Regions from separate parts of the Mus musculus genome. Here region 2 is linked to region 1. A link is a loop called in an ENCODE intact Hi-C map of the cell type or tissue named here. Cell type or tissue: left cerebral cortex. All regions are shown on one strand.

Evidence for each region. Hi-C counts contacts between places; a loop is a spot of excess contacts. Peaks named below come from ENCODE experiments on the same cell type or tissue, not always from the same donor. Only the 100,000 strongest peaks of a DNase experiment are listed, where the experiment ranks them.
Region 2: a loop joins it to region 1, with 2.2 times the contacts of the local background. A loop is called at or near these places in 2 of 42 quality-filtered maps.

The regions. Positions count from the first base shown.
Region 1 is chr12:70,232,938-70,237,937 of GRCm38, forward strand. F730035M05Rik (RIKEN cDNA F730035M05 gene) reads left to right here. Exons shown (of 5, transcript NR_045174.1): 4 at 234-384; 5 at 895-1,228. Among named protein-coding and RNA genes, the nearest start is that of Gm38467, 3.9 kb to the left of the region's middle. In left cerebral cortex, CTCF peaks have their summits at 1,615 (motif pointing right) and 2,494; DNase peaks (open chromatin) are centred at 1,609 and 2,447; H3K4me3 peaks cover 292 bases; H3K27ac peaks cover 396 bases.
Region 2 is chr12:70,109,111-70,114,110 of GRCm38, forward strand. It overlaps Gm9997, which reads left to right. Exons shown (of 3, transcript XM_030247034.1): 2 at 1,549-1,597; 3 at 1,787-4,130. The coding sequence ends at 2,473. It also overlaps a transcript of Nin not described here. Among named protein-coding and RNA genes, the nearest start is that of Gm9997, 4.4 kb to the left of the region's middle. In left cerebral cortex, a CTCF peak has its summit at 2,594; DNase peaks (open chromatin) are centred at 1,153, 1,875, 2,498, 2,874 and 2 more places; H3K4me3 peaks cover 4,360 bases; H3K27ac peaks cover 4,494 bases.

The DNA.
Region 1 (5,000 bases):
TGGCACTGGGCTGTGTGTGGAGGGAGTTTGGGAGTGAGGAGCCTGGAGCCTGCAGCCTGCTTAGAGCAGAGCCATCAGGTAGTCTGGGCATGTCAGAGAATCCAGGGACTGAATACCGAATCCTGGTGTGATGGTTTGTATATCCTTGGACCAGGTAGTGGCACCATCTGGAGGTGTGGCCTTGTTGGAATAGGTGTGACCTGGTTGGAATGGGTGTGTCATTGTGGTTGTAGGCATAAGATCCTCACCCTAGTTGCCTGGAAGTCAATCTTCCACTAGCAGCCTTTGAATGAAGACATAGAACTCTCAGCTCTGCCTGCGCCATGCCTGCCTGGATACTGCCATTCTCCCACCTTGAAGATAATGGACTGAACCTCTGAACCTGTAAGCCAGCCCCAATTAAATGTTGTTTTTTATAAGACTTGCCTTGGTCATGGTGTCTGTTCACAGCAGTAAAACCCTAACTAAGACACCTGGGAAAAGTCCGAGCAGGTATAGAACCCCAGGCAGGAACCTCAGGGCATGCATGCACACACATATACACACACACTCACACATATACACACATGTGTGAATATATATATGCATGTCATGCACAGCTGTATTACACACATAGTACGACTTTACTCCTCTGTTGTCACTAGGAATGCAATAAGATTTGGGCTTCAGAAAGAAACAAGACAAACAAACAAATGAAACTAACAACCCCCACCCCCAACCTCACTTAACTGTGTAAGGGAACAAATGAGGAGATAAATTCTGGAAAAACTGTGCTAAGAGACACGGACACATCCTGACTAGGGAAGGGAGTGGCAAGTGTGGTAAGCTCAGGGTTTCCACAGGCCACTGTGATGCAACATGTTCTGGGCTGACCTTCCTGTCTCCTTGTCTCAGGACCTTTGTGAAAGCAAACTGCCCCTGGAACCCACACCTTGACTTGATCTTTGCACTCAATCAATTGCACACAGGAGACTCCTGGCTAGTGATGGAGCTCAGTGATCGAGCATGTGCCTAGCATGTGCAAGCCTGGTGATGGAGCTCAGTGATCGAGCATGTGCCAAGCATGTGCGAGCCTGGAGATCCACCCCTCGACACAAGGAAGAAACCAAAACAACAACAATTAGAATCAAGAAGCAGAGAGACTCCCTAAGACCCAGTATTGCTCCATGGAGGAAGCAAATCTAAAGACTTGAAAAGCCCAGATTCATAAAAGCCAAGTATTTTAATCTCTCTGACTTGCTTCTCTTTAAAACCTTAACAGTAAAGCGCTTAGCTATGGAAGGGTAATCTTTGCCAGCTTAAAAGTTACAGGAATCCAAACAGAAAGTAGATTCCTCTATATTTTCAGGGATCAAAGCTGAGAATCTGAAGGATCCTTCCCTGTACACACGCAGGATATTTTACTTCTGAATGTGTCTGCTCCATCTTCAACCACTTGCACGGCTTGTCCTTTATTTCCTCAATCTTAAATGACACTTTCCAGTTGTCAGTCACAGTGTATTTCCAGTTTAAGATAAAAACAAGAGGCTGCCTTCCCCTCTGAAGTTTCACCGGACATTGTTTCAATTTTTGAGGAGAAGGTTAAGGAACCTTTGTGTGTATGCGCTGCAGCAGCGGCCTGAGACCAGCAGGTGGAGGACTTCGTCCTTTGAACACGCCACATCATGCACACAGGGTTTCAGCATGGATGTGGCTGTAACTTTAATCGCAGCTTTTTTTTTTTTTTTTCTTTGTTCTGGATATTCACACCCACAAAAATGACCCATAATCAGAAGAAGAGAACCAAAACTTTCCTGTTTTTTATTTACTCTACTCAGAGCATACAGTAGATGGCATGTTTCTTCTCTCAAAATCTTAGATCTAAATATATTGAAATCTAAAGAAATAATTTATTCTAATGCCGGGCATTGGGGGAAAATTAAATAAATAAAAATCGGAATTCAATATGTTATGCTAGATTTAGGAAATGCTCAGAGTTTGATGTCTAACCTGTCTGAACACATTTGGGAGCTGGTCAGACTGGCCAGATGTCTATGAGATCTGGGGAGTTCTGGGGAAAGACATCAGGACCCACTCATTGCTGGGATTAAGAGCTGTGGGTGGCTGTGGAGGGTTCAAAAGTTTCTCTGGTGAGAACTCACCCTCAGGGCTGGAGTCTAATGATTAGCCTGACCACAAGAAGGTCTTAGTTGTCAGGGGAGCACTAATTTCAGACTGAGGCAGTTTTCTTGATTCTGTTCCCTGGTCAGCTGCCTAGAAGCCAGTGTGTGCCCTGGGGCTGTGGCGGGCAGCCAGTAAACACGGAGAAACCTTTCCCACGGAGCGTTATAATAAATACTCGGACCCCACCAGCGCTGTTCTACGTTCTGTCGAGAACACGGGAATCGGCCGCTTATAACATCTCCCGTACAGTTTCAGGGAAGAGCCAGGCAAAACTGTGGGGCCAGGGGCTAGGCACTACAGCAGAGTGGGGCTTATGGGGACACCTTCTGGAGATTCCTGGAAATGCAGCACGTTGTTAGCCAAGCTTGGAAGTTTGTCAGAAGTGGGAGCAAGAATTGGTGATATTTGTGCTGGATATTAATCGGGTATTCTCAGCTTTGCACTCATGAGGACTTAATATACATTATATATATCTAATACATAGTATATCATGTGTCAAATACCACATATGTTATCATCTAGGTTCTTGGTATTTCATTTAATAGATGGGTCAAAATAAATGATGTATAATTATTCGTAAATTCTCTTTTGGGAGGTAATTTATATCACAGAGTATGTCTTCAGACAGATGGTGTAAAATGTTAGGTCTGTGTCACAGTGAGTATAGGTTAACTGTTAACTAATGTCCCCTCTGCATCTTCTTCTAGTCACTGTCTCTTCTACAGACCATTGCTACCCCAGTCTCCAGTACTACAAACGATTTTTTTTTCAGAAACAGGGTCTTCTACTCCAGGATGGCCTGTAACTCATCGCAATCCCCGTGCTTCTGCCTCCTGAGTGTCACAGGCACAAGGCACGGAACGTAGCATAAATGACTTTATGTCCATTTTTTGGTTTTGTCTTTTTGTTTTGTGTAAATGGACTCTCATAGTATGTCTCTGTCCTTCTGACTTAATGCATTCAGTATTGTGTGCACAACTTTTGTTTCTCTGTTAAATTCATATGCTCTTGTTTTGTTTTTGTTTTTTTGTTTTTTTGTTTGTTTGTTTTTTCTTTTTTGGTTTTTCGAGACAGGGTTTCTCTGTGTAGCCCTGGCTGTCCTGGAACTTACTCTGTAGACCAGGCCTCGAACTCAGAAATCCGCCTGCCTCTGCCTCCCAACATATGCTCTTGTTTTATTGTATAGTTGTCTAATGCATAAGTGTTGTACAGTTTTACTGTTGTTAGACACCTGAGTTGTCTGATGGTTAGTTTTAACTGTTAACTTGATGCCAAGGAAGCAGGCTTCCAGGCACGCCTGTGAGGGACTGTCTAGAGCAGTGGTTCTCAGCCTGTGGGTCAAGACCCCTTGGGGGGGGCACGTATCAGATATTTACATTACAATTCATAACAGTAGTAACATTACAGTTATGAAGTAGCAATAAAATAGGTTTATGATTGGGGGGGATCACCACAATATAAGGAACCATATTAAAGGATTGCAGCATTAGGAACTTGAGAACCACTGTTCAAGATTAGGGTTGGCCTTTGAAAATGTTGGCAAGAGATTACCTTGACTAAGGTAACTGATGTGAGAAGACCCATCTTTATTATGGGCACTACTGTTCCTGGGCTGTATACAGAGGAGAGGGCTTGCTGAGCTCTAACAAGCATTAGAGTAACCGGCCTGGAAGAAATGCAGGTATTCTAGAGGGACAGTTTCTCAGTCTGACTGTTAGCCTACGAAATAAGGGACCCCAAAGAAATGGAAGTTTCCTCCAGAAACCTCATGGTGGGAGAAGAATCAGGAAGAAGCCAGAGGGTAGCTGGTCTCCCAGAAAAAGGTTTCAAGTATCTTGTCAGCTCACCTGAGACTGGAACCCAGACAGTGACGTGTCAGCGGTGGGTGGGCTACACTTTGATAAGGTTGTTTGGATGGGCATATCCTTGGCTCTCTTTATTTAAACTTTGGTCTCATTTGCAGACCCTGACCCCAGACTTGAGTGGTCCACTGGATCTCTTTGTTCCTCTTCCCAATGTGGTCATGTTGGATGAATCTCTTTTATTCCACTTTCTACTTTTAACTAGGCTATTTTAATTGGCTTATTGAGAACTGGTAGTCAGACAAAACTTGGGGCACAGTTGTGACACTCCTGAGACTGATGGCATTAATTCATTGCTCTACTCTCTTAAGCGTGGATATAATGTGACCGCCAATCTTAGCCTCCTATCACTGGACTGTCCCTGCCATGGACTGTGACCTAAGACTTGTAAGCACAATGGAACCCTTGCCTCCTAGGTTGCTTTTTATCACAACTGAAGAGAAACTAAGACAAGTTCTATCTAGTGTGGGTTATTAGCAAAGCTGACGTGAATACTTTCGTGCATATTTTTTAATTGCACTTATGCATTTTTTTCTTTGGGGACTGTAGTTGCTACATCTGATATATTTGAATTTTTTATCCTTTGTGTAGAAAATATAGTTTAGTGTTATAATTTGGACGTAGCTTGAATGTGTCCTTTAAAGATTCATGTTCTGGGAAGCTGGGTTCTCTATGTGGTAGTGGGAAAGTAGGGGAACTTTTAAAAAGTGGGGCCAGCGGATGGTGGCTAAGGTATTAGGAACGCTGCTTTTGGAACGGATCAGTTCTTCAGGACCCAGGTTAGCTCCTGGAAGTGTCACTTTTGTTTAAAAAGTCAAGGCTGCCCTCTGCACCCTTCTTAACTTCCATAGACAGCGTTCTTCTTGAATGAGTCAAGAGAACCTTCACAGGGGCCAAAGAGATGGATCTGGTTAACTTGGGACATTAAGCACCCTAACCGGAGCAAACTAGCTCTTCTTAAATTCATGAGTACCC
Region 2 (5,000 bases), 120 kb before region 1:
TCCGCACAACAGATCCAGTAACTTATATTCAACTACTTACAAAGCTAGAGGAGCCACACACAAAATAAAACAAAAACACTAAACAGAGTTTTGTGTTTGCTACTTACAAAAAGGAAAGAAGGAAGGAAGAGGAAAGCCTGAAACAACTTTCGTTTCTTGAGCTGTATTTACATAAATTAATTTAGGATGGGTGAAGCTGTGAGCCTCCTAGGGCCTGAGTAGAAAATGCCTGTTCTCACATCACATCGACAGATGATATTTCCCCAACTCTGTTGAGGTATTAGGAGAGCAACGCTCTGAGCACTTTCCACGTAGAGCAAGTGTATAATCGCTTGTACTAATTGCAGTAAAGAAGAGAGCTAATTTCTAATGAAGTTTCTCATTTGCATAATTCCATAATGTTTTGAATTCTCTCATTTCTGAATATAACCAGATAAATACACCTTTTTTGTTGGGTTCAGTGAGCCCGCCCCACAAGCCTCTGGCCAATAAATAGATGTAAGATCAATAGCCAGAACTCAAACTGCATTATTTATTGGCTTACACATAAGTTGGCATTTATAAAAGTAAGCATCTAAAAGGTTCAGGCTGTCTGAATCCCTCTAAAGACATCCTGATGTAACTGCCAAGCCCTCGATCAGGGTAAGGCTTAGAAAATGTATTTTCATTATCAACACAAAATGGAAGCATCAAGACTGGTAAAATGTTAAAAAGTCATTTACAGTGACATTTAAAACTATTTATTTGAACAACATTTGACTCGTGATAAGAACACTGACTATTAAGATTGACTGTTCAGAATTCTGTGGAGCCCCCTATTCTTGTCCTGTGGGGTAACATCTTCTGATATGAAGGGCCATTACATTATCTAAAATGAAAGGGAATAAGAAAAAAAGAACTTGTGACATTCTGAGCGAGCACCTATTAAAATGACTGGACCGTGACATTTCAACAAGAGGACCGCATAGATAGAGGGTGGCTTCCTCTTCCTTGTCCCAGCATCTGTGTGTTGGCAATGCCTTTGCTTATGGCAATCCATTTGCTTTCTCAACACTGCAGTTCAGAATGCTTCCCTCTAAAACATCAGAGAGCCTTGAAAATAGGCAGGTTGCCAATACCCGCTGCCCCGGATCACCTCCCTATGAACACCAACCACAGCTGAAGAGACAGCACGAACTCCTCTCTTTCAGCCAGCCTGAGATGTTACTGATGAACAGTCGGGATATTTCACCGCTTCTTTCAATTCCACAGCAAGACATACTAATATTCCAGGTCAGCCTCTAATAGCCCGTGCTCACCATTGCAGAAGACCCTAGAAAAAGCTACACCGGTATCAGGAAAGTATTCCCTTGTGGTTTGTTAAGCTTCGGAAAGCATACATATAAAATTTATGCTAAGGTGACCTATCAGAGCGAACCCAACTGAGAAATAGTTCATGGTCCAAGAGCCAAGCTCAGGTGCTATCGTGAGATTAACTGGGATGAGCACCCTAAACGCTACCGTGGCAGCCTCGCAGACAACCACAATCTGTTTTTGGTTGAGCTGCAGGGAAAGCCTCCTCAGGACTTCCTCACCGCCTGGAAAGGGTCTGTCCCAGGTAAGGGACGATGAGACCGTCTCATAACAAAGTTGTCTGGAAATACTATCCATAGCAATGCAGGACTCCAGCTCCCCTTTCGTTAGCACCTTCCGGGTCGAGGCTAGGGCACCATCCTTCCTTCCCAACCTCTCTCAAACTAACAGAGCTTTAAGCGGAGGCTGGTTTCCATCAGCCTTGTCTTTTTAGGGGAAGTGGGGGTGGTTCTACAGTTCAGACCCGAGTCTTGGATACTTCTCTCCCACCTACACCCTCTCCTCACTTCATTCCTCACTCGCGGTTTTCAGAGCAACTGTCACGACGCACTACCACCCTTTCCTGCTAGCTGCACCCAAAAGTCTCTACCTGCACGGATCCTACGCACCTTCTAAAATCTCCACTTTCAGGACTCCAAGCAGCTCTGCGCTCCCAAGAGATTCAGATCGACACCCAGGGGCTCCCCACGCAGGCTTCCCCTTCAGCTTCTGGATCTCGGGGCTGCCTGGGTGGTCTCGACCCACAGAACAAGAACCCTTTCTGCTCGCTCCAGCTCCTGCCCGCTGCTGGAGCGAGGCACAGTGGCAGCTTTCACTCCCGGCGCCGCAGGTCTGGGAGGCGGAGGTGTGGCGGGAGGGCGGGCCAGCCCAGGTTCCTAGCAACCCGAGCGGCGTCCCCACTCCACCTGTCCCCTCGCGGGTCGCAGAGCTCACACGCCAGACCCGTGGTCCGGCCCCGCCGGCCTCGCCTACCTTCCGTCGGCCTCTGGGGAGCGCCCACGCCGGCCGCCTCCGGAGCTCTGCAAGCAAAGGGCGCTTTGTTAGGGCCCTGCGAGCGCCGCGACACCGAGCAGCCCACGCCGCCGAGCCGGGCACGCGTCCTTCCAGAGGACGCAACTAGGGACCCGCGCGGGCGTCATTTCCATATGTAAGGGGCCAGCGCTCACAAAAGCGCGCCGGCGCATCCTCCGCCCCCGCCGTCGCCCCTCCCCCGAGCCGCCACCCGGCGGCGACAGAACCCCTCCGGGGCCGCACCGCGTGCAGGACCGGGATCTGCGGGTCTGCGCCGCTCAGGGCGCTCGGGGTCCCTCGTAGACCGCGCATTGGCAGCCGAGGCCTCCTCGATCTCCCAGGCCGCGCGACCCCCGGGGCTCCCCAGCTTGTCGCTTACCGAGTCCCGGGCTCAGGCGCCCCGCGCCACCGCACAGACCATGACCGCGGGACTCTCGGGCTTGGCCGGGCGGCACGGGACGGCCGCGCCCAGCGCGCTTGCTCCCGGCTCAGCCGCCGCCACCCGGAGATCGGGCCGCGGGGGAGGAAGAGCCTGGCCGCGCAGGGAGGAGTCAAGGGGACGCCGGCCAGGGCGCGGCTCCTCCTCCCGCCGCAGCCGAGGGAGGAGCGGGTAGCGGCTGAGAGTCGGCGGGTGCGAGCCCCCGCCAGGGAGATTTGAATTTGGGAACGCCCTGGCTCCGCGTGTCAGTCCTGCACCCAGAGGTCGCCTCAGCGTACCAGCTGGCACTGCCACCCCGCGGTCCCTTGCCCACCACCTCCTTTTCCTCTCAAAGGCATCTACTAGTTCTTGGCGCTTGGCACAGAACCCACAACGTTTCGGGAGAGCGAAGACCCCAGCTTGATGGACATTAAGTGGAGGCGGGTACCTCTGTCACCTGCAGGTGACCCTGGGTTCCCTAGCTCCAGAGAGCCCTTTGAAGGTCATGGGAAAGGGCCCCAAGAAGCAAAGGACCCTGGAGAGCATTGAGGCCTCTGGACATCCTACCTTTTCTAGAAGCATCAGTAGCTGCCCACCTCATTCTCGTAGGTGCCCTGCCCCTTGTATAAACTTCGGAGAATGCAGTCAACCCTCTGTTACAGCCGCGCAGAACAGAAAGTCATTGGAATTGGTGGTCCTTCTGCCATCAAGGTTGCTGGGTGGATCCCCATCCTGCTGCTTTCTCCCATGCCTGCTCTATATGTTACCCTCAAAACCAGTGCTAACTATATCTAAGTGTTCTTCCCTTTCCTATGCTTCCAAATACCAAGTAGTCAAACAGGATTGCAAATCCAGGCTAGAGGTGGAGGGAGGTATGGGCCCGGAGGCAACTTCTTTGCAGGATCCATGAGTAGCCCTTGTGGAAGGAAGGATATGTCTTGATTTTATTACATCCACAAGTTATTTCCACAAGAACGCTGGGCAAAGCCCCCTTGCCACTGAGAGTTGTAGGCCACAGAAAGGACAATGGGAAGTTCAGGCTCCTGGAACCAACTGATGTGACCTCTTAGGTCAGTCTCCTTGAGGAGGTAGACACCATAGCATTTCAAAAGCAGGAAGCTGGAAGGCCCGGAAGCCAGAGCGTCACACAGAAAGCCCTTCACAGTCCGAGATTCAGAACATCACATTATGTGTGTCAAACTGCCTAGAGTTTAATGCTCACAAAGCAGGACCAGTGAGAAGGGTTTTCCTGGGGCCCCCAGCTGACCAAGGCCTGCTTTATTATTTTCTGATTATACTGTGTATAGTTCTGTAGAGTGGAAAACCCAAATAAAGCATTTAAAGGGTCTCTCCATACTGTTTCTTACAATTTACAGGAATCCAGTTATCTCAAAATGTCAAATATCAAAACCAGTTATTTAAAAAAAAAAAAAAATCCAAACCTTTCTCCAATACAGAGCATCTGGGAGAATAAAAAAGAGGCATTTTTTTCATGCTCTAACACAGAAACATACAAACGTTTGTAAGCACAGCTATTCAGTATTATAACGCCATTCATCAACCCTCTACCAGGATACTTACAGAGATGTCATGAAGAAGAGAATGATGTTCCGTGGGCACTCACACCACCCACAGCCTCGGAGGGGAAGAGTGAGGAAGCAGCTTCCTTGTTCGGCCCAGATTCTGCCATGTCAGATCTGCCATGCCGAGAATCTCTCCATACGCTCAGTCCTTTAACCACCGAGAACCCTTGAGGATGAGGTACTTAGTGCCTTAGTTCGGAAGCTGTGATCCTTGGGGCAAGGGAAATTGGATTTCGATTTCACTACTTGAGGAGGAAGCTCGTATTGCTAGGGATGGTGTAATTAGAAAAACTGGTTTTTTGAAAGGATGGGAAGGGTGGAGTTAGGGTTGGGATTGCCTCCAGCCCCACCACAGGGAAGCGAACAGCAGGGAGCCAGGCAGTTCGCTGTTGGGTGCTGCAGGGCGGGCGGTACAGGCTTGGTGAGAGCAAGTCTGAGGCTTTTTTTTTTTTTTTTTTTTTTGATACAAGGTTTCTCAACTCAGAGATCCACTTGCCTCTGCCTCCCAAGTGCTGGAATTAAAGGCGTGAGACACTAGAGCCCTGTCTGAGGCAGATTCTTTAATACTACGTGCCTGCATGTTTAGGCTGCTCAGGGCCAGGCAGGTCTTAGTCCTTAGAAACCAAGACTTCTCT